7 separate regions of the Mus musculus genome follow, and all the other regions are linked to region 6. A link is a loop called in an ENCODE intact Hi-C map of the cell type or tissue named here. Cell type or tissue: left cerebral cortex. All regions are shown on one strand. Region 1 holds the start of Hes1 (hes family bHLH transcription factor 1). Region 2 has its middle 84 kb from the start of Gm46567. Region 3 holds the start of Gm32998 (a long non-coding RNA gene). Region 4 holds the start of 4632428C04Rik (RIKEN cDNA 4632428C04 gene). Region 5 holds the start of Gm46567 (predicted gene, 46567). Region 6 overlaps Gm26562 (a long non-coding RNA gene). Region 7 has its middle 79 kb from the start of Gm46567.

Region 1 (4,000 bases), 120 kb after region 6:
CGAGGTCCCACTGTTGCTGGTGTAGACCGGGATGACCGGGCCGCTGTGAGCGAAGGCCCCGTTGGGGATGAGAAAGGCAAATTGGCCGTCAGGAGCCGGCACCACTTGGAAGCCGCCAAAAACCTTGGCAGCCTCTCCAGCCTGGCTGCCCAACTTGCAGGGTGCGCTGCCGGGAGGGGGCGCCGCGCCCCCGGGGATGGGCACAAGCGGCGGCGGCGGCGGCGCGAATGGCGCGTGCTGGGGACCGGCAGGTCCTGACGGGGGCGGCGGCGGCGGCGCCTGCAAGGCGGGGTGCGCCTGCCCGGGGTAGGTCATGGCGTTGATCTGGGTCATGCAGTTGGCCAGGTGGCCCAGCAGCCGAGTGCGCACCTCGGTGTTAACGCCCTCACACGTGGACAGGAAGCGGGTCACCTCGTTCATGCACTCGCTGAAGCCGGCGCGGTATTTCCCCAACACGCTCGGGTCTGTGCTGAGCGCGGCTGCAGGCCAGAAGGAGAAAAGATGGGTCACCGAAAAGCCCTGGCCCCGGAGCCATACAGCCTCCCGCCCTGGGAGGTCCCCGCAGCGCGCCTCCGGAACCACCTGGGGTTGGGAGGGTTGGGTAGGCTAAGAACAGCCAGCTCCTTCTCCCTAGGTTGGGGACATAAGCCAGGACACTCCCTCCATCTAAACCGATCTCAGCTCCAGATCTGCCACCCCTAGTCCCGCGCGCGACCTGACCTTGGACAATGCCACCCAAGGCGCCTTCCAAACCCCACTTCCCCTCCTGCGGCAGGGGTTGGACCGGTGCTAAACCACTGACCCCTACCTTCTATCCAGCCCCAAACTTCCTCAGTCTTACGTCCTTTCGCCCTCACCGGCTTCTACCACAGCCAAGCTGCCCACCACCCTTCTCGGCTACAGCCTCTCCCTCCATTTCCGGAGCAGTAACAACTTGGGAGCTGTGGCTATAAATAAGACCCAGACCGTGGGAACGCGGAGTGAGCCAAGGCAGTAAAATGTAGCTGAATGCCTCTCACAACCGCGGGCGGAAGTCTGGAAGAAATCACCGCGGGCCGAGAGGGACACCCGCAGAGAGGGGACGCACGCGCGGTCCTTACCGGTCATCTGCGCCCGCTGCAGGTTCCGGAGGTGCTTCACAGTCATTTCCAGAATGTCTGCCTTCTCTAGCTTGGAATGCCGGGAGCTCTGCGCAGAAAAAACAAGGGATGAAAGTCAGTCCTCCTTGTCAGCTGCCTCCGAGTTCTGAAGGTCCCCGCCCGCATGTCCCACATCCCAGGGCCCGGCGGCCTCTCTCCCGCCAGTGGGAACGTAGTGCTGGCGGGGTAAGATCCACATGCAGCAGGCTAAGAGCTTAGTTCTTTGTGCCTGGGAAATGCCATTCCATTCGTAATTAAAAATAAAAAAAAGCATTGCTCACTTACATCTTTCTTAAGTGCATCCAAAATCAGTGTTTTCAGTTGGCTTAGACTTTCATTTATTCTTGCCCTTCGCCTCTTCTCCATGATAGGCTTTGATGACTGCAAAGGGGGAGAAAAGAGGTCCTGAGTTCCCACGGGATCTGCCATTTCACCCCGAGGTTTTAAGAGAAAAGTAAAAGGAGTCCCGCTGTGCACAACCCACTTAATTTCTAGACGCAGGTACTGTCTTACCTTTCTGTGCTCAGAGGCCGTCTTTGGTTTGTCCGGTGTCGTGTTGACACTGGCTGGGGTAGCAGCCACCGGGGAGGAGGAATTTTTCTCCATTATATCAGCTGGCATTTTCGTTTTTTTTTTTTTTTTCTTCTCAGTCCCCAGAGAATTTTATTTTTGGAATCCTTCACGCAAAAAAAAAATAATTTTTTTTTGCTTACGTCCTTTTACTTGACTTTCATAAGAAAAACTACTGAGCAGTTGAAGGTTTATTATGTCTTAGGGCTACTTAGTGATCGGTAGCACTATTCCAGGACCAAGGAGAGAGGTAGACAGGGGATTCCGCTGTTATCAGCACCAGCTCCAGATCCTGTGTGATCCGCAGGCCCTGGCGGCCTCTATATATATCTGGGACTGCACGCGAACGGCTCGTGTGAAACTTCCCAAACTTTCTTTCCCACAGTAACTTTCAGCCAATGGGAGGAAGAGACACGCGGCACCGCTCGTGGACTGCGCCCCCCCATTGGCCGCTAGGCACAAGGTCTGGCGGCCAATGGCGCGCGCCTGAGCCCGGGGCACCGGAGGCTACAACGTCAATCAAAAGGATTTTAACCCTTTGCTAACTCTTTCCTCTGGGCTTTGCTTAGTTTTAGTCTAGTCTATTTCTTTTGTGGCCAGGCCTTTGGTTTTTATTGTTCTTGCTGCATGCAATATAACTACTTTGTATAATAAGTTCATTTGAAAAATATTTTGAACAGATATAGGCCAAGACAAAATTTAGTGATTGAAAAAAGGAGGGAACAAGGTAAAGAGGATGTGTTACTCTAATGTCTTCCGGAATTCCCGCTCGAACTCTGTATGTTTAGGGGAGTCAAAACTGCTCATGAGGTTGGGGAGATACTAAACCCCACACGCTAAACATGCCCTTACCGTCCCCCCAAATGCCTTCACAGCCAGGGTTTTCGGAGCAAGGTGTCTTTTGGATGCTTGTCTCCCTCTAGCCCATTCATTCCTCTCTTGGAATTGCAACCTTGGACCTCACGCTTCTCCAGAAAACAATCAGAATAATTTCCTACTGGGCAGAAAGGAAATGGAATTTCAAACGAAAAAAAAAATGAACAAGGGGGGCTTTGATAGCAATGCGACAGGAGGGGCGCGCTCGTTCCTCCGCCACTCTCTCTACCTTTCTCCCCGCAGGCTCCCAGTTGGCAATACGGATAGACGGCGGGCAAGGGAGTCGGGGCTCTCCCCTCCTCACCCCGCGGGCGGCCAAGGCGGCCTCGGCGCCCCGCGCGCGAGCCCTTTAAGAGCTCCACCAGCCGAGCTGCAGTTTGACATCAGCCGGCCGGCGAGGGCGCGCCTGGAGTCGGAGCACGTGCCAGGATGTTTTATTGCCGCCGCGGCTGCGGCCGGGGCCCAGAGGATGTGTGTGTGTGCGTGCGTGTGTGAGTGTGTGTGCGCGCGCCCCGGGGGCAGGGAGGCGGGGGCCGGCGGCGGCCGGCCGGGAGGGAGCGGGGGCCGCCTCTGGTCCCCGGGAGAAGCCAAGAAGGTAAATAGCAGCTGCTGTGCTCGAGCCTGGGAAAACCCCGCCCCCTGCGCCTGGCCAGGGCTCATTGGCGCGCGCTGCGTGTGGGGTGTGTGCGTGCGTCCGTGTGTCCGGGGCCCCCTCCTCCGGCCCGGGCGAGCCAGGAATCCGCGGGGGCGGCGGCCCGAAAGCTGAGCCCCCGCGCTGGCCTCCCTTCCCCCGCCCCGGCCAAGGTCAATCCTTCCGGGCAGGGAGCGCACGCCCAAGGGTGGCGATCGGGGAATTCGTGGGCCCCCTTCCCCGTCCCCACCCCCCATCGCCACCCCCCACCCCCAGCCCGCCGGGACTCCGGGCTTGGGGATCTGAGCGTGGCCGAAACCACCCGGGTGACTGCGGCGGGGGAGGGGTCCGGGCGCCCGCCGCGGTCACGAGATGCCTGACCGCACTTAGGAAGCGGCCGGGTCAGCCTCCTGCCTCCGCTCGGCGGCTTGCGGTTCCAGCGGCTTCGCTGCCGCCCGCCCCTTCCCCGGGTCCCTCGCTGCGTCCAGGAGGCTGCCGGCGGACGGCTGGGAAGAGACGGGCGGCTGCGTGCTGCCGGCTGGCCGGGGCTGCGCGCCGGGAGTCGCCGCCGCCGCCGGGTGCCACGTGGCGGGCGCCGGGCCGGGAGCGCCAGGGCTCTGGCGGCGGCCTCCCTGGGGGATTTGCCGCGCGGCGCGGGCGGTGCGCACTGCCCGGGCGGCTGCCTGCCTCCCTCCTGCCTGCCCTGGCCTCCACCCGGGTGCCCCAGACCCCTCAGTTTTCCCGCCGCCGTGAACTCGGGGCAGCTCGGGATCCCAGCGCGTTG
Region 2 (4,000 bases), 460 kb after region 6:
TTGTAATAAACACATAATAAATACAATTTAGTTACAAATGTAATAAAAAACAGAATACTATAATGTAATGTCTGGGTCAGTGGTTCCGAGGCGCTGGAGAATATTAGCTGTGACATGAGGGGATCATCTCAAAAGCAGGTCAGCAACACAGCTGGTGGTTCTGATTCTTTGATCTCAGCCTGGTCATCTCCTGCTACCCAAAGCCCTCCCAGGAGCCAAGGGTGGTACAGATCTAGGGGTCACAACTTTGTGTTACCTCTTCAAGTACAAGCTGAAGTGCACAGGTGCCTGCTGGCATGGGATGCTCCTCAGGCAAAGCAATCGAAAACGCTGATAGATTCCAGTCTTGGACCAACCAGAGGGTATCACAGAACCTGTCACGATGGGCTTGTCAGAAAGCACTGAAGGCATCAAATGTGTTCCTGTGGAGTCCTGAAGAGCCTGAAGAGCCAGAGACCAGCTATGGAACACAGAAGGCACAGTAGGAAAGCCCAAGTAGAATGTGTGTGTGTGCCCTACGTGTTAAAGACATAAGTCTCCTTACCACCCATGATTGCGGTGGGGTGGGGGCGTCTAGCACTCAGCAAACACTGCAGAACTTCCCAAGCTTCTCCTATGCACATTTCCTGTCACAGCAAGTATATTGGTTCAAGGTGGTCCCGTGGATGAAAACAAACGCGAGCCCCAGTGAAGAAACCATCTCAGGGATTGACCCCTTTAGGGACAGATCCCTACCCCTCTCTCCTCTGGCCACCAGAGGTGGTGCCTCCTGGGGGTCTCAAAGCTCACCAGGGTTCAAAGCACTCAGACAGGTGTCAGACATCCTCCCTCTTGGCCCTTCCAGCCCTCACTGCTCTCTGTCCCTGTCTCCCTTGCAGGCAGACTGCAGCTCAATTAGGAAGGCATTCCCAGACCTCTCTGGGACTGGCACGGCCACATTGTTTGCATTCCCTGCCTATGGCTGCAGCTCCCGAGCCAGGAGGCATGCAGATGCAGTCTGTCTGCATCAGACTCTTATCTATTTCTGAGAAAGGACAGGTCTTTTAAGTCACACTTCCAGACCCGCGACGACAATCAGGATGATCAGTAAAGTGTCTTCTGGGCATGACAGTCCTTCATGGGACTCTTTGGGTGGTATTCTAGGCCCATGGGGACTCCATGTTAACTGATTTCTAGTCCATGCTCACTCAGGAGGTAGCCACTGACAAGCAGGGATGGGGTGGATGTGGGTGGTGAAATGCGCTTTTGCACTGGGACAGTGGAAGATGTCAGAAGGGCTCGGTGTGCAACAGAGGGGCTGGATGACACTAAGAAAGTCCCCATGGGTTTTAGACAATGGTTATGGTAAAGAAAAAACAGTCTTTGTTGGCTGGTGTGAAGGTCTCTTTAATACCACACGGGGGGTGGGGAGGGGGCACAGTCGTAGGTGGTTTGGTGTGGGATGATGGGATGACATGATGTCGGGAATTTGCCATAAAACATTCCAGAGAAGGCTGAGGGGTAGACTGATTACCATAATTACTGAGCTGGTGAGCCCGTAAGTGGGTTGTTATATCATTCTTTATACTCTTGTATCTGCTTAGAATTTTTCAGGATAAAAAGTTATTTCTAAAAAAGGATCTGAACGACTAATAATTCACAAATCATAAAATCCGGGATGGTGCTGAGCAGCAGCCGAGGTTGCCATGGGTTAACATTTTTGTCAGATGAGTGATAGGGACAGGCAGGATTTGGGAGCTCTTGGCTTTGTTTGTTTGTCTTCATACCAGCGAAAGCATTCCCCCCCCACACAGGGTGTGATCCACCCTCGCCTCAGACACCCCTCAATGTGGGGCTTTCTGGCTGCCAGAGTTGAAGCTGTCCTGGCCCTGACCAGACCCACCCTGAGGCTCAGCCCAACCCCACCCCCACCACTGCCCCTTTTCCTCCCATCCAGTCCAGTTCTCCAAGCCGTCTGGAGAAAATTATCCAAACCCCACGTAGAAAATTTAAGACCTTGGCAGTCGTCCCATAGATGACTCCCAAATTATGCCATTCCAAAGGTGGGGGGGGGGGGGGAAGGCCAGAAGTTCAGAACCTAGGTGCCCATTGTGTTGTCTGAGAGCTGTGAGCGCCACCTGCTGGCAGAGACTGGCAGAAAGGGACGCCAAAGATGGCCAGGAATTCATCCAAAACAGGGCTAAGTCTGTCAGATCTCTCATACTAGAGAGGATTCACTGATTAGCAGAAAGAGAACTGAGATAGAGGGTGTGTGCATGTGCATGTGCATGTTCATGTGGGTGTGCGTGAGCACTGGGACTTGTGTGTCTGTAGATTTATACATGAGGACTGACCACATGCTGAGCTGTGTGTGCTGGGACGTGCATTGGGATGATGTGGCTTCGCTCCAGAGTGAAGACAGTAAATAAGAAAATCCAGCTGAGCTGTATCCCTCCAAAGGAAGTTTCCGGATATCCACTCATCATTAATATCCAGCCCAGGCATGAGATATATGGATCTCAGTAATTGGAGTTTTCACGAGGGGAAAGTAAGGCCGGCAACATACTCAAAGCCCATCCTGAAAACAACAGGTTCCCTGAGGAGTTAGGGCACCTGGGGATAAAGATCTTGTGAGTTGATGAGTTCATCTTTTCTGTTTTGCAGAGAAGGAACCAAAAGTTTAATTAAAAAAAGAAAAAATACAAGAGGAAATATGTCTACATCCTTGTTAAGAGTTTTTTTCCACCATGAGTTCTGGTAACCAGTCTCCTCCACCAGTACAACCCAGCACATGCACCAGGAGGCTACTGGGGCTTCTGCCCTGTCCTGCCCTGCCCTGCCCTGCCCTGCCCAGCCCAGCCCAGCCCAGCCCAGCCCAGCCCAGCCCAGCCCTGCCCCATCTTTACCTCACCTTTTCTATTTTTCTCTCCCAAAAAGCATTTCCTGCGTCATAAATCTTGAGAAACTTATTGGTTTCCTGAGGCATCCCTTAGTCCAAAGATGTGGCTTCACAGCCCAGACCAGGAACCACCCTGAGGCTAGGGCTCTACTGTGGGAGCAAAGTCTCTCCTAGAAGGTGGTGGGAGGACACTAGCCCTCCACCTGTCTCTGAGGGCTCACAGGCACTGAAAACTTTCCCAGGCTTCCTGCAAACATTGCCAAAACCCCCAGCTTGGATGCCGGCCGAGGGTGACTACCCAGGGGGGGTGCAGCACAAAGTGGAGAGAGGACTCAAGTGGGGCTCCATCTCAGAAGCAACGCAGGGATCAGAATCTCCCTACTGCTTCTGTCCATTTCTTCTCTCTGAAATGACAGGCTTCTTTTGTCTTCTCCCTCTCAGGTGGAGCAGCAAGCCAGTCTTCCTTCTGCAAGCTCATCCCAGAAACTCACCAGAACAACTCTCTGGGGCTTTAAGCTCCTTGTGACTGCATCGACTGCTTTCTCACATGCGCGCTAAGCTATGCCTTGTCCTTGTCTCTAACCACACCAGCCCCATGCCTGAGTGGATGCCAATCCAACTGTCACTTCCTGCTTCCTAACCTCAAATGTTGATTCCTCTACCTGTGTGCTCCAATAGTTACTTTTGTTGTAGAGGCCTTCCTCAAATGGCACCTTTTCCCGGAAGTGTCTAGAAATAGTCCCGTTCTAAACTCAACAGAATCCCCTCTGGGTCTCCTGGGGTTTATTTGGCTTATGCCTTTTCTGAGCTTTGCGGGCTGCTGCAGTTTGCACCTGTTTGTGCCCATTGATGGTTCCCCTCTCTAGGGTTCTGAGCGCCAGAGGGCAAGTGTAGCACCTACAACATCCTGCCCTTCTTCACCTCCCACCCATGCACTCAGAGACCCAGCGTAGTTTCCAGTGGAGAGGAATTTCTTAGGGAACATGGGTACGAGTGAAGTCCCAAATGACTTGTGAGTTCTACTGTATAATCCAGTATTTTGGTTTCTGCAGTCTTGACTGTCCTTCCCAAAGGCCAGTGAACCCAAATGAACAACATACCATTGAGAGACAAACGTTTCAC
Region 3 (4,000 bases), 120 kb after region 6:
ATTTGCAGGTAAATGGATGGAACTAGAAAAGATCATCCTGAATGACTTGAGTGACCCACAGACCAACATTAGGTGGAGGAGTTCAGGGAGTCCTGTGAATGAGTCAGGGTAAGTCTGAGGGAACGGCTGGAATCAAGGACATCACAAGAAGACCTACAGAGTCGACTAACCCGAGCCCCATGGGGGCTCACAGAGACTGAGCCACCAGCCAAAGAACATGCATGGGTTGGACGTACATATCTGTAAGACATGTAGCAGATGTGCATCTTGGTCTTCATGTGGGCCTCCAAACAATTGGAGTGGGGAGTTTCTCTGACTCTCTTGCCTGCCTTAGAATCCCTTTCCTATAGCTGGGGCTGCCTTATCTGGCCTCAGTGAGAGAGGATGCCCCTAGCCCTGCTGGGACTTGATAGGTTGGTACCCCTGGGAGGCCTCCCCTTCTATGAGGAGGAGGGAGGAGTGTGAGGGTGGGACTGGGAGGAGAGGAGGAGGGCTGAGATGGGGTGTGAAATGAATAAATTAATGACAAAAAACAAAATAACAACAAAACCACAGCACAAACAGATGGATGATTTGATGTGCTCAAGCATTTAGGGAACGAGACCCAGACCATGTGCTTCCAACCTGATTGCTATGTTGCAGTAAAACAAGAACAGAGGCAGGGATGTAAGGCCAGCTTTGCCCTTTCTGAACTCTGACAGAGCTTGTATTTTGAATAGTTAAATACAAAAAACGATAGTAAAACATTAGTTTTTTTTTTTAAAGAGTAAAACTACAACTTCTCCATCTACATTTTAACTGTCTCTGTTCTCTTTGACAACCAAATCCTAAGTATTTTTATTTTTATTTATTTTTGGTTTTTCGAGACAGGGTTTCTCTGTATAGCCCTGGCTGTCCTGGAACTCACTCTGTAGACCAGGCTGCCCTCGAACTCAGAAATCCGCCTGCCTCTGTCTCCCAAGTACTGGGATTAAAGGCATGTGCCACCACTGCCCGCCTTCAAATCCTAACTTATTTCTGTTGTTTTCAGACAGTGTCAGGTAGCCCAGGCTAGCCTAACTAACACAAAATTGACCTTGTTCCTTCACTTCCTACTAGTTCTCCACCTCCCAAGCGCCTGGGGGGATTGCCACCACACCTTGCTCCTGACTTTTTTTTTTTATTTTTAAAGGTAAACCGTTCTATTAGAGAAATGAGGACAGCCGGCTATCCCTGTGGTCCAGGCAGGCGGCTTTGGTCTCCAGTTCCAGTCGAACCTGTGCCAGAAAACAGCAGGACACTAGGGGACACCTAGAGCCTGTTTGTCCTTTGTGTTGACTTTTTCTCCTCCCTGCTTGAAGGGAAAAACTTCCCTGGTTTCTTCCTCAGCAGGAACTCATCCGTCTGGGCGCCCTCTGTTTAAACTTAAGTCCTGGCACCTAATACATCACGCGTGGGATTAGTCACAAGCTGGGCTGTCTCGGTGGCTAAACAGGACTGCATTGCCACCAAAGTTGTCATTTTAGCGCCAGCTGCAGGCTGCCGGGAGCTTAGTAGGTGCTCAAGGTGCTTAGAAACGAGGCTCCCCTCTCTTAGGGTCCCCAGCATCCTTGTCCGGTGCAAGGCATTTGGGGTGGGGGATGTCCGAGGTGGTCCCTGCCTGCCTTCTCCTGTCCCGCTGGCCTGACTCCTGGCAGGGCCCTGCAGGCCTCCGGTGCCCCGACCCTGGCCCCCGCCCAGCTCCGCGGCTTCTAAACGCTGCCCCGAGCTACCGGGAGAACTGGAAAAACACTGGCAGGCCGCCCCACCCCCAGCGGGTCGGGCGGCCGAGACTCTGCGGCTGGGGCCTGCTGCCTGGGCGGCGCTGGCCCGGGGCGGGGAAGCGGGGGCGGCGGCCTGCCTGTCAGCGGGAGCGGGCGCGGGCTCGTGTGTCAGCGGCTCCCGCCCCTCGCCGCCCCCGCCGCCGCCCGCCGGGCCTCCCGCCGCCGCCGCCCGCCCTCCCCGCGGCCTGGCAGGCTGCCGGCTGCACAGGCGGGGGTTCGCGCCGTTCTCACGACCTCTCAGGTTGCCTGAGCTCATCTGGGAGCTATTCATTTCCTGCCAGAAAGCAGCCGGGCCTGCTGGGCGAGCCACCTTGGCCGCAGGGCCGCCGGGGCCGGCCCGGTGTGGCTGCCCTGGGCCGCTCCCGCCCGGCCGCGGTCCCCGAGGCCTCCCAGGAACCCCGAGCCACCCCGGCGGGCGCGCGGCGGGGGCAGCTCGCCCGCCCATCTGGTTGCACTTAGAAGCCCGGAGGAAGTGAGCGGCGGGTTGTTACCGGCCAAAGGGTGTGGGGAAAGTTAATTGACTTTAATGACAGGTTCCCCGTGACGATGTGGGGGTCTGGTTAAACCTCTGGGTCCCCACTGCAGAAGCGCGTGGGAGGGGTCAGGATGAGACCCCGAGGAAGGGGCGAGCCTCAGTTGCTCACCCAGAATCAGGCCCTCACCTCTATCTACCTCTGTAGATTGCTGCCAGAACCTCCGGAGAGCAGAGAGGCTCCAAGGACCTTCAAGGAGAGGCCCTCGAGGTCTCTGGCCTCAAGGACAGAGTTTGGAGCTGTGTCTTATCACAGGAGAGATCTACTCATCCGGATCTGGTTAGAGGGGCAAGGCAGCTGGGTGTGCCCTGAGGTGGTATAATTAGGCCAGGCCCAGAGGATCTGTAGGGATGCCAGAATAAACTGGAATGCTTCATCTCCCCAACCCCCAGCTACTGATTTAAGAAACAGCAGGGATACAGGAGGCAGCAGTGTCTAAGAAATAAATCTATAGCGTTTATGAACTTGGACCTATCCTAGAGAAGGGAAATGACTTATCCAAGGTGGTGCCTGCCATAAGTTCAGTGGTATAGAACAATGTAAAAGCTCCCAACGGGGATATAGGCTTTCTTCTACTCCATATTATACTTGAACAGGCTTCATTTAATAATGTAAATCCAAATTACGGGGGGGGGCACTCCTTTTCAAAAAGAACAAATGGTTTCTTTTCCTCTCACTTCTTCCTGAAGCTGCTGCGTGACACTTTTGGTGACATTAATAAAGATGCATGAAGAAATTAATTTCCCTTGTAGCCCCCTCCTCCATAGATGTAAAAGGAATTACTTTTATAAAATTGAGTTCCTGATGTCTTGATTATTTCTACTACAGAAGCTAGGAATTCTTGGTGGAAACAGAGGACTTTAATATCTAAATTTGGGATGTGTCTTAATGGAGTAATTGTTACTATGTTTATGTATAAACAAAAAGGAAAACCAGGAAAAAATGGAATGACAAAGTATGCGTTGAATACCTTTCTTGGGCAGAAAATAAGGCAAATAGGAGCCAATTAAACAAAACAAAACAAAACAATCTTTTAAACCTCTCTCTCCGGGGGTCGAAGCTGAAGGTCCTGGAAAGAACCGGCTGCTGTCTGCTAGATCATTCCTGTGATAGAGCCGCACTCGGCGCTGGCCTGTGGGAAAGGCTACAGCCAGGCGGGGGAGAGGTAAGGCTTTTGAAACAAGACAGAAAATCGTTGGCTTTATCTTTGTTAGGAAAGCTTCAAAGATTGATCTCTCCCGCCTCATCCTTCTCCTCCCAGAAGCCGCCGCTGTAAGGGAAAGGGGGTAGGGGGTTGAGAGGCGGGCGGGAGGAGCGGGGGCTGGGCGGAGGACTGGCCGGCTGTGGGGGAGGAAGGGCGCGCCGGCCAGACCCACAGCGCGGCTGATGTGTCTGGTCTCGCAGGGCTCGTGGTTTTCATTTCCCCAACACCTGGATGCAGTCAAACACCTGGCCAAATCTGAGAAAATCTGACAAGCCTTTGTGATGGGATTTGGAAGAAATTCCCTGCAGATCCTGGCACAGTTTAAAGCTGTCCGCTTTGAGTTAGGACTTGTTAAGGAGGGTTGTGTGAGCTGAAACCCGAGACAACCCTTTTGCTTCTATCTGGAGCCCACATCTTGCCTGGAAATGGGGCATGACCATGCGAAGGGGTCGCTTGCTGTT
Region 4 (4,000 bases), 180 kb after region 6:
AAATATATCTCCAAAAGCTCCCTGTGTGAATGAGCTCTGTTTCTCGAGGCCCAGACTTAAAGGCAAGAGGACTGAGAAGTGATCTGCACTAGACCCAGGATGGAATGCCACTCAGGGACGAAAAGGAATGACCTCCTGAGACAATGTGCAGCAATGTGGCCACATCTTGAAACCATCAAGCTGTGTGGAATGAGGCAAACTGGAGCAGAGTAGGCTGTGTGGTAGCACTTCTATACCATTGCAGATGGGTGAAAACTGACCAATCATGGTGGCAATGAGACCAAGAGCCCTGAGGCAGGACCCCTACCTGGTCCATTCATCCTTTATCACACTAGGATAGAATTAACTCCTTAGGAGACTTTCTAATTGCTTGATTGAGAGCCCCAACTGGAGATCATGGGACTTCAGAGTAACCTTCCTCTTCCTCTGCTTCTCTCAGTGTCCACTGGCGCCATCAGCGTCTGCTGTGTCTCCTCTGGAGCCGTGCTTCATGCTGGCTGAATGACCTAGCATATACCCCGTTGACTGTGGATCTCCAGAGGGGACATCTCGGTTGGTCCTTTGACACACTAGCATAACTGAGCACTTAACTGACTGAGTCACAGGGCAGGGGTGGTTTATTTCCCCAACCAAGAAGAGTTCGAAAAGTCCTACCAGGGTCTACAGAATCTGAGCTGTGGAAGATGCAAATGGCGATTGGGCAGGTCCGGGGGCGGGGGGGGGGGGGGGGCTCACAAGTGAGTGCTATGGGGTAGTGAGAGCAAAGGCTGTGTGTGTGGGATAACCTGAACTACATCTAGACACCGAGGTGACATTTACAGGTCCCAAACTTCTGGCAGATGGTTTCACCTAAGTCTCTTTAATGATAAACCAGGTGCTGGGTGTGGTGGCACGCTCCTGTAAGTTTCAGGGTCAACCTAGGCTACATTAGTAAGACCCTGACTCAAAAAAAAAAAAAAAAAAAAAGCGCGAACTTTGAACCTTGGTCTGTGGGACCTTCAAGTCTGATGAAAGCTGCGGGCTTGTGTGGTCTCAGAATAGGTAGATGCAGATCGGGGTGGGGATGCACGCAGCAACAGCTGCAGAAGTCATGTAGAGTTCACACACGCCCAAGGGAAGCCAAGGTTGGAGTGCTCAGCCTTCCCATGGGGACAACACCCACCACAGTCACAGTCCCCCGCCTTTTTTAAAGTGTGTGGTTATGTGGGTGTGCATTTGTCCGCGCAGGCTTCCAGCTGTTTGCTTCTATCTGTACAACGACTGCCAGAAGGAACTGCGACCTAGACTTTTGATCCAGTCAATAAACACACGGGAGCTGGGCCTGGCCACAGTGGTCAGACTCAGAAGCGAGACTCTAGATGAAGGGACAGTAACGATAAAAGCCTTCCCCTCACCCCTCCAGTCTTTCTGGCAGTTCGTGTCTGAATCTAAAAGCCAGAAGTGGCACCGTCTCTAACGAGCAACTTCTCTGGTTTTCTGCTTTGTAACTAGGAGCATCACCAGGAGTTTGAAGCCACAATGAATTCAGACTAGTTTGGATTACAGATACCCCCTCCCCCCCCCCCCCCCCGGTCTAAAAAAAGCAAAGAACGCACAAGGAACACAGGGTGTGTAGGTATCCGCCGTGGTGATGTATCCCCCACCCCTCTGTCCCCCCTCAATGGACAAGCATCGGAGCCTCTGCTGCTGTACGCCTAGGTAGCCAAGGGTTAACCGGCGTCCCCCTCCCCCCTCCGCCCCCGCCGGGCTGGGCAAGGCGGGAAGGCGGCGCGCCGGGTGCCAAAGTCGGAACCTGCTCTCGGCAGCTCCCCGCGCTGCCTTGACTCACCGCCAGGCCTGGCGCGGCCGCCGGCTGTGGAATGTGTGAGCGCCATGTGTCACCGCCCCAGACTGTGGGAAAACGCTGCTCCGCTCACCTCCCAGCAGCTGGCCCGCGCCCGCCCGCCCGGGAGCCGGGAAACAGGAGCCGCCCGCCTGGGAGGCCGCCCGGGGCCACTTCCGAGCGCGCGCCGCCTCTCCGCCCACACGCCGGTCCCTGCCGGCGACCCGGGGCTGCGGCGCCACCCGCAGCGAGTGGCCCAGCACGCCCTTCTTTTGCCCCCGCTGGCCTTATGCATCCTCCTGCTCCACCAGGCCGGCCTTAGACACAGAGAGCCCCTGTTCTGAGAGCTCCTGGGCGGTGACCTCTTTCCGGGAAAGGGCCAGAGAACTGAGGGCTATGCAGGGGACTGACCTCATGGGGTTGTGTGACAGCTCCAGTCTGGACCTTGCCAGCCCTGAACAGGAGGTTCCACTCTGCCTGACCCTTCCCCCGGAGAGCTAGGCAAGAGCCCTGCACCTCAACGCGGGGGCAGCCTCCCCTCTAGTCATTGGATGAGAGTCACATGGGTCCAGAAGTCAGCCAGGGACAAGGTTTCCAATGCCTAGCCATGCAGGGAGATGTAGGCAAAGTCACATTCTGGGTGGCAGCCATGCAAGACTGGAGACAGCGCAGTGCACCTTGTTCCGAGCCTGGCTCTCCACTCCGTGGCCAAGTGTCTCTTCAGCCAAGGCTCCTTGTGGTGTCGCTGCCTTCCAGGGCAGTTGGGACGAAATCAGATGGGGGTGGGGGCAAACCTCGGGGTCCAGGGATCCAGGGTCTTCACCTAGCATCAGCCTCTGCTGCTTTCTGAGGGGTCGAGGTGTGTGTGTGTGTGTGTGTGTGTATGCCACCCCCGTAGGAGGCTCGGGACCTGGGTGGGGTCTCTGCTGTACCCAGCTCTCCTCCAGCATGATCTGTTTCTGTTTTTTCTCCCTGCCTGTTCTTCACAGTGGGCGATGAGGTCTCACTTCTGTGGTTCTTCCCAGGCTAACCTAATCCAGTTCAACAGCTGCCTCTCCTGAAGTCCCCATGCACTTGATTTCTGTCCCCGCTCTGTACCGGTCATGGCCTGCCTAACTAGTCTTTCTCTCTCCTGCAACTTCTTATTCAAAGACGGGCTACCCTTCTATGTACCCCCCCCCCCCCATGAACAACACTGAATTCTGCATGTGACAGCCACTCTGCAGATTGAGTGCACCCCCACATGAACACTTGTCAATACCATTTATCACAGGTTCAGAACCTCATTGCCCAGACATGTGACCTCGGTCAGGCTAATCTTGCCATCTCAAATCTCTCCCCTCACCTGCAGAACATAAATCTGAGTAGGGTGTGGTGCCACAGGCCTATGATCCCAGCACGTAGGAAGCAAGAAGATCACAAGTTTGAGGCCAGCCTCTGCTTTCTATTGGGGAATCTAATGAAGAAGAGAGGGAGGAGGAAGAAGAAAAGAAAAAAAGGGGGAAAAGAATGCATTCGGTGGTATTTGGTGCGCTATAAGCTTTGAATAATGAAACTCCAGTTAACGACAGGATGCATCATGGCAGTGGTTCTCAAAAGAGTATGTCATCTAGTGACACCTTACCCATCTTACTTTGTATAAGTGCACTCTATGAAGTTCCCATAATGATAAGGTCAGTGAGAGATCCCTGTCATTAATCCATATACAATTGCTAAAATACCATAGACTGGCGGCAGACATTGACTGACGCCCAGTTCTGGATGTTGAAGTCAAAGAATAAGGCACAGGTGACTCAATTCCCCTGAAGTCCCTCTTCCTTGGCTTATAGGCAGTTTGTAGATAGTCTTCGCTTTTTGTGGATTCTTCTTTTTCCCATCCTTTATTCCTCCACCCCCTTTTCACTACCTATCACTAGATAAGAAGGAAAGGATAAAGGGGAGACAGAGATCCTTGAATCTAATTCTTTCCTTTTGTTTCTTCTCTGAGTATGAGAAAACTGCATCCAAAACCCCACCCACCCTGCCTATTGTGGCTCTAGCATTTACATACCCTCTGAAAAGTTCCCAGAATTCCAGAGGTCACACAACTGCAGAAATTGTCTGCAGCTGGCAAAACTGTGCCTCTGTTAGGGCACGAGGAAATCACGTCAGCTGCTGCAGACAATCTGAAGCAGCCCC
Region 5 (4,000 bases), 370 kb after region 6:
TGCCTCCTACTCCAAAGCCAGTGCTCTTAGCTACAATCTTTCTGGGCAGAATTATCTCACAGGTGAATCAATTCATTGAGTTTGGCGCAGTCCTTGCAGACTGAGTCATTCTAAATCAGACTGCCCGAACCTGTTCCTCTCCCGGAAACTGATCCCTTAACTGCCAAAGTCAAGGCCAAGACTCTGGAAAACTCTGGTAACCTGACAGTGCATTTGCTGTGCCCTTTCCCAATTAGAGAGTTGTTCTTCTCTAGGGCAGAAGAACCACAAGAAGCAGGGTTTAATTACCGGACATATCTTGCTTTGCTCAGCCCAGGAGGGGCATGGTTAGAAACTCAGAGAGGCAGGCACACTGCTCGGAATGCCAGCTCCTGTATTCAGTAACCACATGACCTCGCATGGGCATGTTTCCTTGTGGATTGCATCGTAACCCTCACCTGTGAGTGTAAATGTGGGTCAGAACAATCTCACAGTGTTGCTGTGGGGATTACAGGAAGATGCATGTCAAATGTCAAGCACTTTGCTCCTCTTCCAGCAAGCCCTCTATGCAGTTGCTAGCCTTTCCCCTTATTGTGAATAGTGTCCAGGCAGGGGCACAGCTGATCGAGTGGGTTGGAATCGAGGCACGACTGCTCAGCCACTGGCTTTGGGTGTAGATTGTCCCCCTGGATTCCTCATCTTTAAACTCTGAATAACTTAGTAAGCTTTGAGGGTGACAGCCATCCTTAAGTCAAAGCTGTCTTCTGTTGGGAAATTAACCAACACCAGAGGCAGGGGATGCCTGGCCTCAGATGGATGGCATCTGCACCGTCTGACTCCCAATGGTACATCCTGAGCGTGGGCTCCAGTGTGTGCTGTACCAGCTTGTCTGCACAGTAGCCTGCTGTTTAACTTGGAGCATTGGAGGGCAATCAGCACAAGAATTGCAGAAAGAGAGACTTCAGAGCCTAGTCTGTGCACATTGTGAGTCCATTCTGTAGGAATCTTAGTGGGTGGTGGCAGGTCATTGTCTTCCCCATGGGAAGGAGGTTTATAGATGGTTTGTATATGTGTGTGTGTGCTCGTGCGTGCACGCGCTCCTGAATGTGGCAAAGCACTGTCTTTTCACAGGTAGAAAACCTCAGATCATTTGGCACCCTAGTTTCTCAGTAACTGAAAGCGGGCTCTGGGAGTGAGTGGGTGGGATGTGGTGCTGAGATGCTGAGGCCTTCAAGGTCCCCAAAGAGTACCTGGGTCTGTAGGCTTTTATTAAGTTTCTGTCACATGGCCCATGACCAGTCAGTTACCAACACTGTGTCCTAGAGGACCCAGACTTCCCAATCACCTTTGTCTGGAACAATCCCTTCCTGGGGCCAAGTAGATTAAACATTCATGGCCAACAAAAGCTTACGCTTACCTCCCTCTCATGCCTGTAATTGTGACCTGTCCTAATGCTTGGAGCCCTGGCTGCTGCTCCTCTGATTTCTTTTATGGGTCCTAGTGAGTACCCTGGGGTGTTACCTATCTGTGCTTGCAGGTTTCCACTAACCTAACCTTTCTTGTCAGTCAGGCCGAGGGGTGTTCCCTGAACCACCCAAAGGCCACACAGTAAAAATACACCAAGCCAGGAAGAGTATGTCCCTCTGAGCTTACATTTCTTTTGCTTGAAAACTGGAGACACTGGACGAGCTCCTAATAGTTCAATCTGTACAAATGACTTATTCCGTCCAACCCTCCATCCACTATGGAACATAGTTTTAGCACCTCTCAATCTCAATTCGGAACGGCACAGGAAAAGTAAGTCTCTCACACCATGGTAAGAAGACAACCCGGCAAAACAAAGTCAAGGTGGGTCTGTGGGAGGGGGCAAGATGACTAGCTTCTCTGAGCCTGCGCACAGGGTGATCTGGGCGCAGGCGTTGCAGACTTGTGGGTCACAAAAGTCGCTCCCTCCTCTTGTAGAGCCTCCTCCTGTCTCCCCAGCATTACTCGGCGCCCTGAAATGCCTGCCTCCCCGCAGCGGGTGCCGGTTGTCCTCCAGAGGGCGGCACAAAGGTCTCCTTGTGGGTCTGCAGCCCGGGGAGGGCGGGGGAGCGCCGAGCCTCCTGGTGACTCACGCCCTTGCCATTTCCTTTGTGCGCCCCGCTCCAGCGCGTGGCTGCGGGCGGGGGCGCGGCTTTGGCGCTGGCGGTGCGGGCGCCCCGGGAAGCCGCCGCGCGCTTTCATGTGGGCAGGGGGCTCCCGGCACGCGAGGCCGGCCCACGCGCACAGCCTCCCGGAGGCCCGCGGCATCTGGATCGGCTGCGGTGGCGACATGCTCGCAGCCTGGCTTCTTCAGGGCTCAAAGCAGAGCACCCGCCCTTGGGGAGGCATGTGGTCCCCAGCAGGCGCTGCTCCGCGGCTGGTCTCCTCCGAGGGCGCGTCCTTGTGGAAAAGTGAAAATTAACCACGGCAGGGAAGGGCTCGCACGGCTTGCTGCGCGATCTGGGGGATCTCTAGTCCCAGCTCTAGAGTCCCATCAGCAGCTGCCAAAAAGGCTGTGCAGGGGACATGTCTGCAAGCCATCTGCATCCAGCAACTTGCCAAGGTGATGATGCCTGGATACCAGGCAGAGCAGTGGATCCAGTGAGCGATGGCCTGCCTGGGAGCCGGGAGATAGTCTTCCCCAGCATCTGTTAACAGTGGGCTCCCAAGTCCCCCTCTTTCCGGTGCCTGCCCTGGTTTCATCTCTGCCCATGCGCAGTTTCCTTTGCCACAGAGACACTCTAAGCAACTTGTACATCACCGCAGCATTTTCACAAGCTGTTCTCAGCAAGGAAAGCCCATCCCATCCTCCTGAAGGACACCTGGCCTTCAGCCGGAAGCTGCTCCTTAGAGTCTGGTTGAATGCTACTTTTGTGCACTCCTCTGAGAAAGAATATTTACAGAGCCTTGCGGCAGCCTGGATAGTTATCCAGGGTCGTGCTATGACTCTTCCTTTATACAAAGGCAAGCGGTAGGCTGAAATAGCACATGAGTGAGTGAGCAAGAGAGTGAGCAAGCAAGAGACTGGTTAAATGAAAGACTTGGGAAAGGCCATTTCACTGACTACTGACTAGCCCTGGGTGGTGTTCGATAAACCCTATTGGAATCCCAAGGAACCAGAGTAACTCTTTGGTTGTGCAAAGAGTTTGTCTGGGCTCCCAGGTGCAGGCTGCAGTGCACTTGGGAGATGCTTGCTCTCAGCGAGGAAGGACCCACCAAGACCAAAGGAAACACCGTTGGTATCAAGATCTAGGGCCAAAGCCAGCGTGCGGATCTATCAAGATTCTAGAGGAATATGGAAACAAAACCAAGCACGATATAACAAGGCTCATTCTGCCTTCCCCTTGTGCCAGCTCAGTTCTGATAACACATAGTGGGTACAGAGAGCATCGCTCCTCCCCACTCCTGTGCCCAATTGCCACCAGTGTTTAAAGTTTGCAGAGCCTTCCCAAGTGTGCTCACTGGGGATGATTGCATGGGTGTGGAACTCTTCTTCCCAGATTTTAAGATGGTCATCAAGCTGAGCATGGTGGCTCAAGTCTTTATTCCCAACACGCGAGAGGCAGAGGCGGGAAGATCTATGAGGTCCATGACAGCCTGGTCTACAGAGCAAGTTTCAGGACTACATATGGAAACCGTGTCTTGAAAACAAAAACAAAACTAGCCAAGTAACCAAAAACATAAAGAACATAAGGTTTCCATAGTTCAATGAATCCTGAGATTTTTAGTGAATATTAGGCAATACAAAGCGACATGACACGTGGTTCTTGCCACCAGGAGCACTCAAACTTGACCAAGGAAGAAGTATGTGATCAACATGATAGAAACATCATGGAAGCCGGGGCCAAGATAAAGGTGAGGTCTGTTCTCTGTGAGGTCAGAGAAGACCACAAAGAAGCTTGTAGAAGGGACCTTGAGGGGTGGACAAGAGTCCTCTGAAGACAGAGTGACTGTGAGGAAAGCTCTGAGAGACAGGTGCTGTGACAAGGGAAGTGTG
Region 6 (4,000 bases):
GTGTAGCCACATACATTTTAGGCTGTGGGGCTTTAAGCAACCAGGAAGGTTAGCACATCTAACTGAAGCTAGGATTAGGAGAAATGACATGTGCCCACAGGTACATGGCATACTACCTAGGATTAGATAGAGCTCTGCATATCTATCTATCTATCTATCTATCTATCTATCTATCTATCTATCTATCTATCTATCTATCTATCTATCTATCTATTTTGAGACAGGGTTTCTCTGTGGAGCCCTGGCTGTCCTGGAAATCACAGTAGACCAGGCTGGCCTCAAACTCAGAGATCCATCTGCCTCTGCTTCCCATGTGTCTCCGGAGTGCTGGGATTAAATGCACAAGTCACCACAACCTGGCTGAGCCTGGCATCTTTTGAGGCCAAGCCAAAGGCTTCTCCCTTGCCCTCAGACAGTTTAACCAGGAAGAGGAGTCAGGACTCGCTTAGGATCGGCTACCAGGGACTTGCATTTTGTGTTTCTGAGTCTCCACTGTGCCTCCCCTCCCCTCGAGAGCAAGGAGCTGAGTGTTTGTGGCTCCCTGGCACCAGAAGTAGGGTGTGCCCACTCAGCCTGGACTGGAGGGAGCTGAGGCGGCCAGTGCTTGCTCTACCATTCTCAGTGCCCGGAAGCCGGAGGGCAACAAGGACTGGCTGCCTTCCCAGAAAACACAGCTCACTGCCTGCCTGCTCTGCCCTTGAGCTCAGGCCCAGGGCGGTCCCGTGACAGGATCCCAGCTGGGGATGGTGGGCAGCGGACATTCCTCCTCCTGTGGCTTCCAAGAACCTCCCATCTAGGGTCTCCAGACCTCCAGGGCTGCTCCCCAGGACACACATTCCCAAGGCAGCATGTGGCTTCTTCATTCAGCCGGTTTCTGAACAGGACAAGGGTCACCTCCCCTCTTTGATGAGTGACTTACTCCAAAATGCCCTCTCTCCACCATGGGCAGGGATGAGGACAGGGGCTTGGAGACTTTCCAGGGGACAGCCTGAAGGCCTCTGTGGTTTCTTTGGACAGGGCTGGAGACAATCCCCACTCCCTATAGCCTGTGAACCAGGCTAAGCAGCTGGTGTATGGTAGAGTTATCTAGAGGCAACTTTTGGAACTCACTCTGCCCACAGTGAGCAGAAAGCCCCTGACTCCTGCTTTGGTGGTGTTAGGTGGGTTGTTGGAAGGGGAGGGGCTGGCTCTGAAGGGGCAGCAGTGATCAGTCAGCCAAAAAGCTTTTAATCAGGATATCCCCAGAGCACTCAGTTTCTAGTGATCAAGGTCAGAGGGCAAAGAGAGATCCAGGTCTGTTCTCAAGATGGTATGACGTCTGTGTGTGACCAGGTGGAAAAGCATGGGCCATGGGTATGAGACAGGTCTTGCTTGTGGTTAATTTTGAGAGTAGCACACTGATGCAAAGAAAACAGTTGCAGTTCGGCCTGAGACCGACTCAGTGTTCTCATCTGTAAAATGGGTCCTAAAAGTGTTCCACACTCAAATGGCACTGGATATGAATGGGCCTTTGGCACTGTGAGGTGGGGTGAGACTTGCTGGTGTGGCCATCTATCAGGCCTGGGAAGGAGCCCAGAGAAGGGCAGCAAGCCGGGGTCGCGCATCCTTCCTTTTCCACTAGGAGGAGCACTCGGCACTTGTTAAGATGCGTGTGCGTGGCAGGTCAGGAGGGCGGGAGGAGCGCCAGGTCCCCTCTGCGGGCTCCTGCCCTCCCCTCGAAGCTGGACCTTGTGTCTCCAGGGCCTGCTCTCCCTCCCGGGTGCTGGCAGGCTTTCAGAGGCCGGAGGAGGAGGAGGTTTGGCTGCCAGGAAGGGTGGGGCTGCCAGACACTGCAGAGCCACACTGTGACCCAGCCGTCCCGGAAACGCTCCCAACCTCGGCCCTCTGCGCGCACATCCGGCCGGGAGGGGTGCGGGCCAGGCTGTCAGGGGGACAGAGAGTGCGCGTGGGATGCCTCCGAGGTCAGGCTGCTAACGATCACCCAAACGAGAAAGAACAAGCTTTTTTTCTTCTTCTTTTTCTCTTTTAAAAATCTTATTCTGGGGCGAGAGGCTTTGTGTGTGACAGGCTTGGTGTTACAGAAGCAAGCCCTTAGCAGTGCGTTTCACTCCAGAGGCTTCCCCAGGCTCGCGCGTAAGTGTATATTTATTAATTAGAGAATGGTCATCCTGTGCCAAATTAGTTACCTACAGGAGCCCGTTTACAACTTGCTGCTTATTTTGTCCGTTTTATACACGAGAATGCAGAGGTGGCAAGGGTCACATGACCAAAGTCTCAGTTGTTGGATCTTGGATACAAACCTCGTATTTTTTTTTTTTTTTTAAAGCAGGACCTCAGGTTACTCATCTCTGCAAACTGCCAGCACCTGGTAGAGGACTCAGAACAAATGCGCAAAGCTGGAGCCCATGGGCACTTGGGCGTGTCTCTTTACCACTGTGGACAGATGAAATGACATAGAACAAGTGACAGCTTTAGCAATGGTTGTGCTATGGGGCCATGTGAACCTGGAGCTGAGGGTCTAGCTTTCTTCTTTTGATGCAGATTTTTCCTTTTTCCACAGACTATGTCAGGGCGAGGCTGTTTGGCATCCCAGGCAGACCCTCACTCTGGTGAGGCAGGAGATGTTTTGCGTGGGGCTGGAGGAGGCAGGGCTAAGAGTCCCTTCTGTGTCCCAGAAACTCCAGGCCTGGGGGAGGGGATGAGTGGAAAGACACCTGCTTCCTTCTATGATGTCACTGTGGGAGGCCCCTTCTCACCAAGTCCTGATGGAGGAGGTGACGTGGATATGGAAGCTCGGCCTGCCCAGAGCCCTGAGTCATAGGATCTGGCCCATGAACTTGAGAAGCATGGGCTCTTGTGTCATGGCTTCAGAGGCTGCCAGGGCTGGCTCAGCCTTCTGAAGCTAGGTGTGAGAAGGGATGGGGTACAGGCAGGCCTGAGAGTGGGTGTCCTAACTCCCAACATGGCACCTCACCTACAAGCCACCAATGTAGCTCATCTTTCTCTCCCATGCTCCACCCGGGGCCTTGCATTTGTCTTTTTGTTAAGCCAGACCTGCTCCTTCCTCCCGCCATTTTGACTGTTTCTGGGCTGAGGTTTAACATGTCACGCTGATTCAGAGCCAGAAAGAGTCCGCGTTGAAAACATAACCCATCCGAAACCTCAGGAGATAGGGAATAGTCATGCGGGTGTGGAAGGTGATAGGGACACGTGGGGACAGCAGCCTGAGACTGACAAGACAGGAAGCTGCTGTCATTCCAGGCTACCGGCCAGAGAGGACGCGGCAGTGGAGGGTGGGCTGGTAGGGCCTGGATCTGAGGCTGAACAGGTCACAGACCTGTTAACATAGCTTCCCTCCAATGTCTCGCCAGAACTGAACAGCACGTCTGCCTTTGAAGGTTGGCCGGAGTTGTTAATCACTAATAGTGCAAATGTCACCTCTGTCCTGAATGAGGAGGGAAGGGACAGACTATTTTAGGAAGATGACTTGCTTCCTGCACATTTTTTTTTTCCAGAAGATAGAGTAGTGTCTGGTGCTTAACGGAACACCAGATGTTTTGATAGGCCATCACAGCGAGATCTGCGGAGGCTGTGAGACAGGCTGATTGACGTGCATACGTGGATGACGCTGGACTCAATCTGACTTAAGAATCAGCTCAGATGCAGTGGTTATCCTCGCGCTTCGGGCTCTGTGTCCTTGTTCAAATGGGGACTCTCATTTTCGGGCTTCTATAGAAATGAATGACAAAGGGAACGTATAGAGAACTTGCTTGTCCCGGTAAACAAGTGCCACCCAGGAGAGCTGTCCGTCCTCGCTGCTCGACCATGGTTATCATCCAGACACGCTCTGGGGTGGGCACCTGGAATCCTCACCACAGAAACAACAAACGTATTCAAGAGCTGGCTTGCCCACTGCCTCCCTCCCTCAAAGGAGTAGTTTACTCTTCAAAGTCTGCAAGCCCCTCCTCTGTCCTTTTTTTTTTTTTTTTTTTTTTTTTTT
Region 7 (4,000 bases), 450 kb after region 6:
TGGTCACCTAACCAACCCTCGCTCTCTCTCCCCTGTTGTCACTCCACACTGAATTGTCCTTTCACCCATCTCTGCATGGCAGAGACCAATTCAGAGATCCAGTGTCACTGCCTCCAGCAACCCTTCCTTGCTCACTGTCAGCAGAAGTGAGTTCCTCTGCCCTGACCTCAAGACATCTCTCCTTCCCTTGTAGGACTTGGTCTCTATATTAGAGTTAGTTAGAGGCACACACCAGCCCTTAAGTTTGAATTCCTCGTGATGAAGTCTTATGTCCCTCTCCTCCTTCACCCTCTCCTCGATGCCCTACACAATACTCAACATTAGTTAAGTCTTTGGAGTCGAGTGAGCAGATAAATCAATTTTTCCCTTCCCAACACGAAAACCACCAGCCAGTTGGCTCAATGAATCCTCACCCTTCCCTCCCCCGCCCTGAGTGCCGGTCTGGTGATTCCAGCTGCATCTGGAACACAGACAGAGACCTAAGAGATGTCATGAAATACGGATCACTGGAAAACGGAAAGCAGCGAGGAAAACTCAATCAGTAACATGTCACGGAATGCAGGATCGGGAGCCAGGGTTGGTGGCACATCTGTGACCCCAGCATTGGGAGTGTGAGATGGGAAGGAAGATTCAGTCTGGGACACACAGTGAAGACCCTGTTTCAAAAGGAAAACACCCCTAAACCCATGGGTTGGTGATTAGTCACCACTTCATCCCCAAACCCAGGACATATTTGTAAAGGCTGTTTGGGTTGGTCGGCTTGTCTGTTAAACCTCGTGGTAATCAAACGCTGGTTTAGTTCTTAGGAATTGTTTTGTTCCTACTCAGAGATGATATTTACGCCAATATCCAGTGTTAGAGGAGGGGCTGGGAGGGGCTGTGTTCTGGTGATGACAGCACCCCAGGCTGAGGAACAGAGATGGGCCCTACAGTTCGGGGAATGTAGACACGACAGAAGGACATTCCCTCTAGCCTTGGCTAAGTCCCTATGAGAAGCTGCACCCCCCACCCCCAGGGTGAGAGGAAGTAGACATAACTTCCCCAGCTGTCTTCCCCATACCTTTAAGCCCTTTCTCAGTGCCTTCCACAAAAGGTTCTGTGGGTCTACTTACACAGTAGCACATTGTTGGCCAAAGCAAGGTTTCAAGTGACAAGGGAGAAACTGGAAGCTGGGGAAACAGGGCTCCCGTTGGCCCCAGGCCCCAGGGCCCTTGCTTCCAATGCTGGGGTTTAAAGTGGGTTTAGAGGAAACGGACAACTTCTGAGTCGGAGTTTCACGTTACCATTTCCTCTTTGTGGCTTCATCGAGACCACGGGTAGATATATATGACTCCGTATTAGCTAAACTGACCTCCAACCCCTATAAGCCTACCCCTGAGAACTCAGGGGAGAGAGTGGGGGAATAGCCATCTGCAGGGGGTAGAAGAGAGCCTGGGATGTCTTGCCCTAGATCCTCAGCGTCCCTGCCACCCACCGTCCAAGGCAAACACAGCAGCCATCCCCGGAAGCAAGCAATTAGATGCTCCCCGGGGAGGCCTGTAAATTCCTAACTTCTCCCTTCAGGAGGTTAAAAGTAATAGGGTTGCTGGGATTATTTATGTTTCTCTGTCTGGATGAATGTGTATTGGGAGGTGTGTGTGTGTGTGTGTGTGTGTGTGTGTGTGTGGGTGTGTGTGTGTGTGTGTGTGTGTGTGTGTTGTGCATGCGCGTGATCCATCCTCCCATCTCCTGTCTTACACAACTAGCTGCTATTTACACACCAGATGATCCCTGCAGGAAAAGGCAAGTCCCCAGCCGCTGTGGAATTTTAAGAGAGCTTCCTGGAATGCCCTTGTGGGATGTCTGGTTCTAATTGCCTCCGTCAGCGGAGCTGGCAAGCTGGCAGGCGCAATGAGAGGTGAAATTGAACAGATTCCAGTTCACATCAGACCCCCAGCCCTGCCAGAGTCCCCCAGGGCCCGGAAAAGAAAACAAATGTGGCCCAGGCAGTGGAGGGCCTGGGGAGGGGGGTGCGGGGGGGGGGTGTAGAACGCTAGACTGGGAGTTGGAGCAGGAAGATTACTGTCCCAGAGCAGCGGCTTCTGACTGGCTTCACTTTGTGCTAATCACTTAGTCTTGTGGGCCTCCTGTGTTCAGCTGCCAAATGAGTGGTCTCCCAGGCCTCTTCCTAGTCTAAGATGGGGGTCGGGAGGAAAGCGTCCAGCTGTCCCTGTGGTGGGTTGAAGGGTCAGTGGTTTTGTCTTCGGACTTTTGAATCAGATTTTTTTTTTTAACATTTTAGATCTTTAAGCATGATGGGAGGTGAGAGGCTTCAATCCACCTACTAGAACCTAGTGCTGTTCCAAGCTAGCCCTTGTCCCTCTCCCACAGCTCCTCTAGGGATGACTGAAGGTCTTGAGGTCTTAACACAAATCTCTGCCAGAAAGGAGACAAAATCCACAGTTCCTTAGTGCCCCCTATGGGTCCAAAGATGGAGACACTTGAAAGAGGCTGCCCAAGAAGCCACTCTCCTCCCCCCTTGTTCCCCCAGCCTCCAGGGCATCTCTGGCTCCTAGCTCAGAGCCAGAAGGCTCAAACTGATCCCTAATTTAAGGTGAATTTTTCTTTCTTTTAAGACTGTTGTTTTAAGGCACAGACTAAATTAATTTAGTCAGTTCCCCCAACAGGCTATAGATTGAGTGCTTCCCAAGGGGTCCATGGTATGTGTAAAGCGACACGGTTTATCAAATACAGACGCTTGCTGTTTATCATCTTGCCCTTGCTAAGCCTAGCATCAGCTTGACCCCCTAGCCCACAGCTGACACATGTGTGTCTTCAGGCATCAGGGGCTCACTTTTGAGTATGTGTAGGGAAGTCGGCTTGGCCTAGACCAACCAAATCCTAGTCACCGAGACTTTTGCCAAATTGGGGCATAATTGGCAAAGATGTCTAAGAAGACATTTGTAGAGAGGCTGCAGTCCACAGGATCGCCAAGCATCCTAGAGCACGCCTTTCTCTTGGCTCTATTGCTTCACGGACTACGATGACCATGTAAGCCCCTGCCTTCTCAGTGCTTTCCAGAAAGAACGTGCCAAAATGCAAGGGTCACCATGGTGCTCCATCCAATAAGTCAGCCCCCTTACAGACCACCTGGGACTTCTGCTTGGATCTCATTGACCACTCTAGCCGCAAGAATGGCTGGAAATGTAGTCCTGTCTCCTCTCCTAATGACCTGAGTTCTTTTCCTAAGAAACAGGAGCAGATATAAGGGCAGTATCAAGAAAACTGTTGTGCCTGCTATTATGTGTCTGGAGAGGAGTGAGGGGGTACGCCACAGTCCTTTTCTTGGGGGTCACTGGCTTCCCTCTGCAGGAAGAGAGAAAGCTGTTGTGTGCAGTTCATCTGATCCAAGAGAACTCCTAAGCTTCTCACACAGGACTAGACTGCCAAGTTGGTGGGGAGAGATGGCATCTGTGGGATGATCTCTTCCAAGGCTAATGGCAGGCAGGTGATTCTGAGCCTGGCCTCTGGGCCTTTTCCTAAGGAAAACCATCCCAGGTCACTCAGGAGGTTTGCACTCAGATCTCAGCATACCTGTCTAGTGTTCACCACCTGGTCTGGGACCAAAGAGCAGCCTCCTTTCAAAGATTCTAATGGCTTTGTTCTAGTACCAACAGCGCTCAGAGGACATGAGGGGAAAGACTCTCACCCTACATTTGGATATATCCTCACTTCCCCACTCCCAACAAAGTCTGTTGCTATCTCTTCATTCGTTCTGCTGGGAGCCTGGGCCAGCCTGGCTCACAAAGCAAACATTTAAGTCTAAATATGGTATTTAAACTGTGGAATGCTGAGATTGGCATGGCTCAGTGAGTCCCCTGATGACTGGCCTCTGGCTCTCTGCTCCTGAGTGTCCCTGGCCCTTCAGATTTGGAGAGGAAACTCATCTCTAATTTGGTCCCTGGTTTTGAGCCAGTTGATGCTAAACTCCTGGTCCTGGGCACTTGGTGCTCCTCTGACT

The links. Hi-C counts contacts between places; a loop is a spot of excess contacts. Peaks named below come from ENCODE experiments on the same cell type or tissue, not always from the same donor. Only the 100,000 strongest peaks of a DNase experiment are listed, where the experiment ranks them.
Region 1: it touches region 6 in a loop (8-fold over the local background); 23 of 42 quality-filtered maps call a loop at or near these places.
Region 2: it touches region 6 in a loop (7-fold over the local background); 22 of 42 quality-filtered maps call a loop at or near these places.
Region 3: a loop joins it to region 6, with 6 times the contacts of the local background. A loop is called at or near these places in 24 of 42 quality-filtered maps.
Region 4: it touches region 6 in a loop (6-fold over the local background); 11 of 42 quality-filtered maps call a loop at or near these places.
Region 5: it touches region 6 in a loop (2.5-fold over the local background); 11 of 42 quality-filtered maps call a loop at or near these places.
Region 7: it touches region 6 in a loop (5-fold over the local background); 22 of 42 quality-filtered maps call a loop at or near these places.

Annotation. Positions count from the first base shown.
Region 1 is chr16:30,063,351-30,067,350 of GRCm38, reverse strand. Hes1 (hes family bHLH transcription factor 1) reads right to left here and starts at 1,994. Exons shown (of 4, transcript NM_008235.2): 1 at 1,653-1,994; 2 at 1,425-1,520; 3 at 1,101-1,188; 4 at 1-479. The coding sequence starts at 1,760. In left cerebral cortex, CTCF peaks have their summits at 166 (motif pointing right) and 2,056; DNase peaks (open chromatin) are centred at 2,510, 3,034, 3,184, 3,760 and 3 more places; H3K4me3 peaks cover 4,000 bases; H3K27ac peaks cover 3,911 bases.
Region 2 is chr16:29,727,170-29,731,169 of GRCm38, reverse strand. No RefSeq gene overlaps it. Among named protein-coding and RNA genes, the nearest start is that of Gm46567, 84 kb to the left of the region's middle. In left cerebral cortex, a CTCF peak has its summit at 2,147 (motif pointing left); a DNase peak (open chromatin) is centred at 2,133.
Region 3 is chr16:30,068,387-30,072,386 of GRCm38, reverse strand. Gm32998 (a long non-coding RNA gene) reads left to right here and starts at 1,949. Exons shown (of 3, transcript XR_876001.2): 1 at 1,949-2,274; 2 at 2,457-3,500; 3 at 3,740-4,000. In left cerebral cortex, a CTCF peak has its summit at 1,509; DNase peaks (open chromatin) are centred at 2,478, 2,664, 3,514, 3,852 and 2 more places; H3K4me3 peaks cover 1,953 bases; H3K27ac peaks cover 2,328 bases.
Region 4 is chr16:30,006,964-30,010,963 of GRCm38, reverse strand. 4632428C04Rik (RIKEN cDNA 4632428C04 gene) reads right to left here and starts at 2,297. Exons shown (of 3, transcript NR_033631.1): 1 at 2,234-2,297. In left cerebral cortex, a CTCF peak has its summit at 1,841; DNase peaks (open chromatin) are centred at 1,501, 1,844, 2,359 and 3,968; H3K4me3 peaks cover 1,257 bases; H3K27ac peaks cover 1,447 bases.
Region 5 is chr16:29,812,260-29,816,259 of GRCm38, reverse strand. It overlaps Gm46567 (predicted gene, 46567), which reads right to left and starts at 2,710. Exons shown (of 1, transcript NR_164311.1): 1 at 1,227-2,710. In left cerebral cortex, a CTCF peak has its summit at 2,020 (motif pointing right); DNase peaks (open chromatin) are centred at 903, 1,083, 2,116, 2,709 and 1 more place; H3K4me3 peaks cover 1,244 bases; H3K27ac peaks cover 3,267 bases.
Region 6 is chr16:30,185,921-30,189,920 of GRCm38, reverse strand. The region is part of intron 2 of Gm26562 (a long non-coding RNA gene); the gene reads left to right. Among named protein-coding and RNA genes, the nearest start is that of 1700025H01Rik, 4.7 kb to the left of the region's middle. In left cerebral cortex, a CTCF peak has its summit at 1,606; DNase peaks (open chromatin) are centred at 648, 1,721 and 2,809; H3K4me3 peaks cover 824 bases; H3K27ac peaks cover 750 bases.
Region 7 is chr16:29,732,948-29,736,947 of GRCm38, reverse strand. No RefSeq gene overlaps it. Among named protein-coding and RNA genes, the nearest start is that of Gm46567, 79 kb to the left of the region's middle. In left cerebral cortex, a CTCF peak has its summit at 2,452; DNase peaks (open chromatin) are centred at 1,531, 1,748 and 2,444.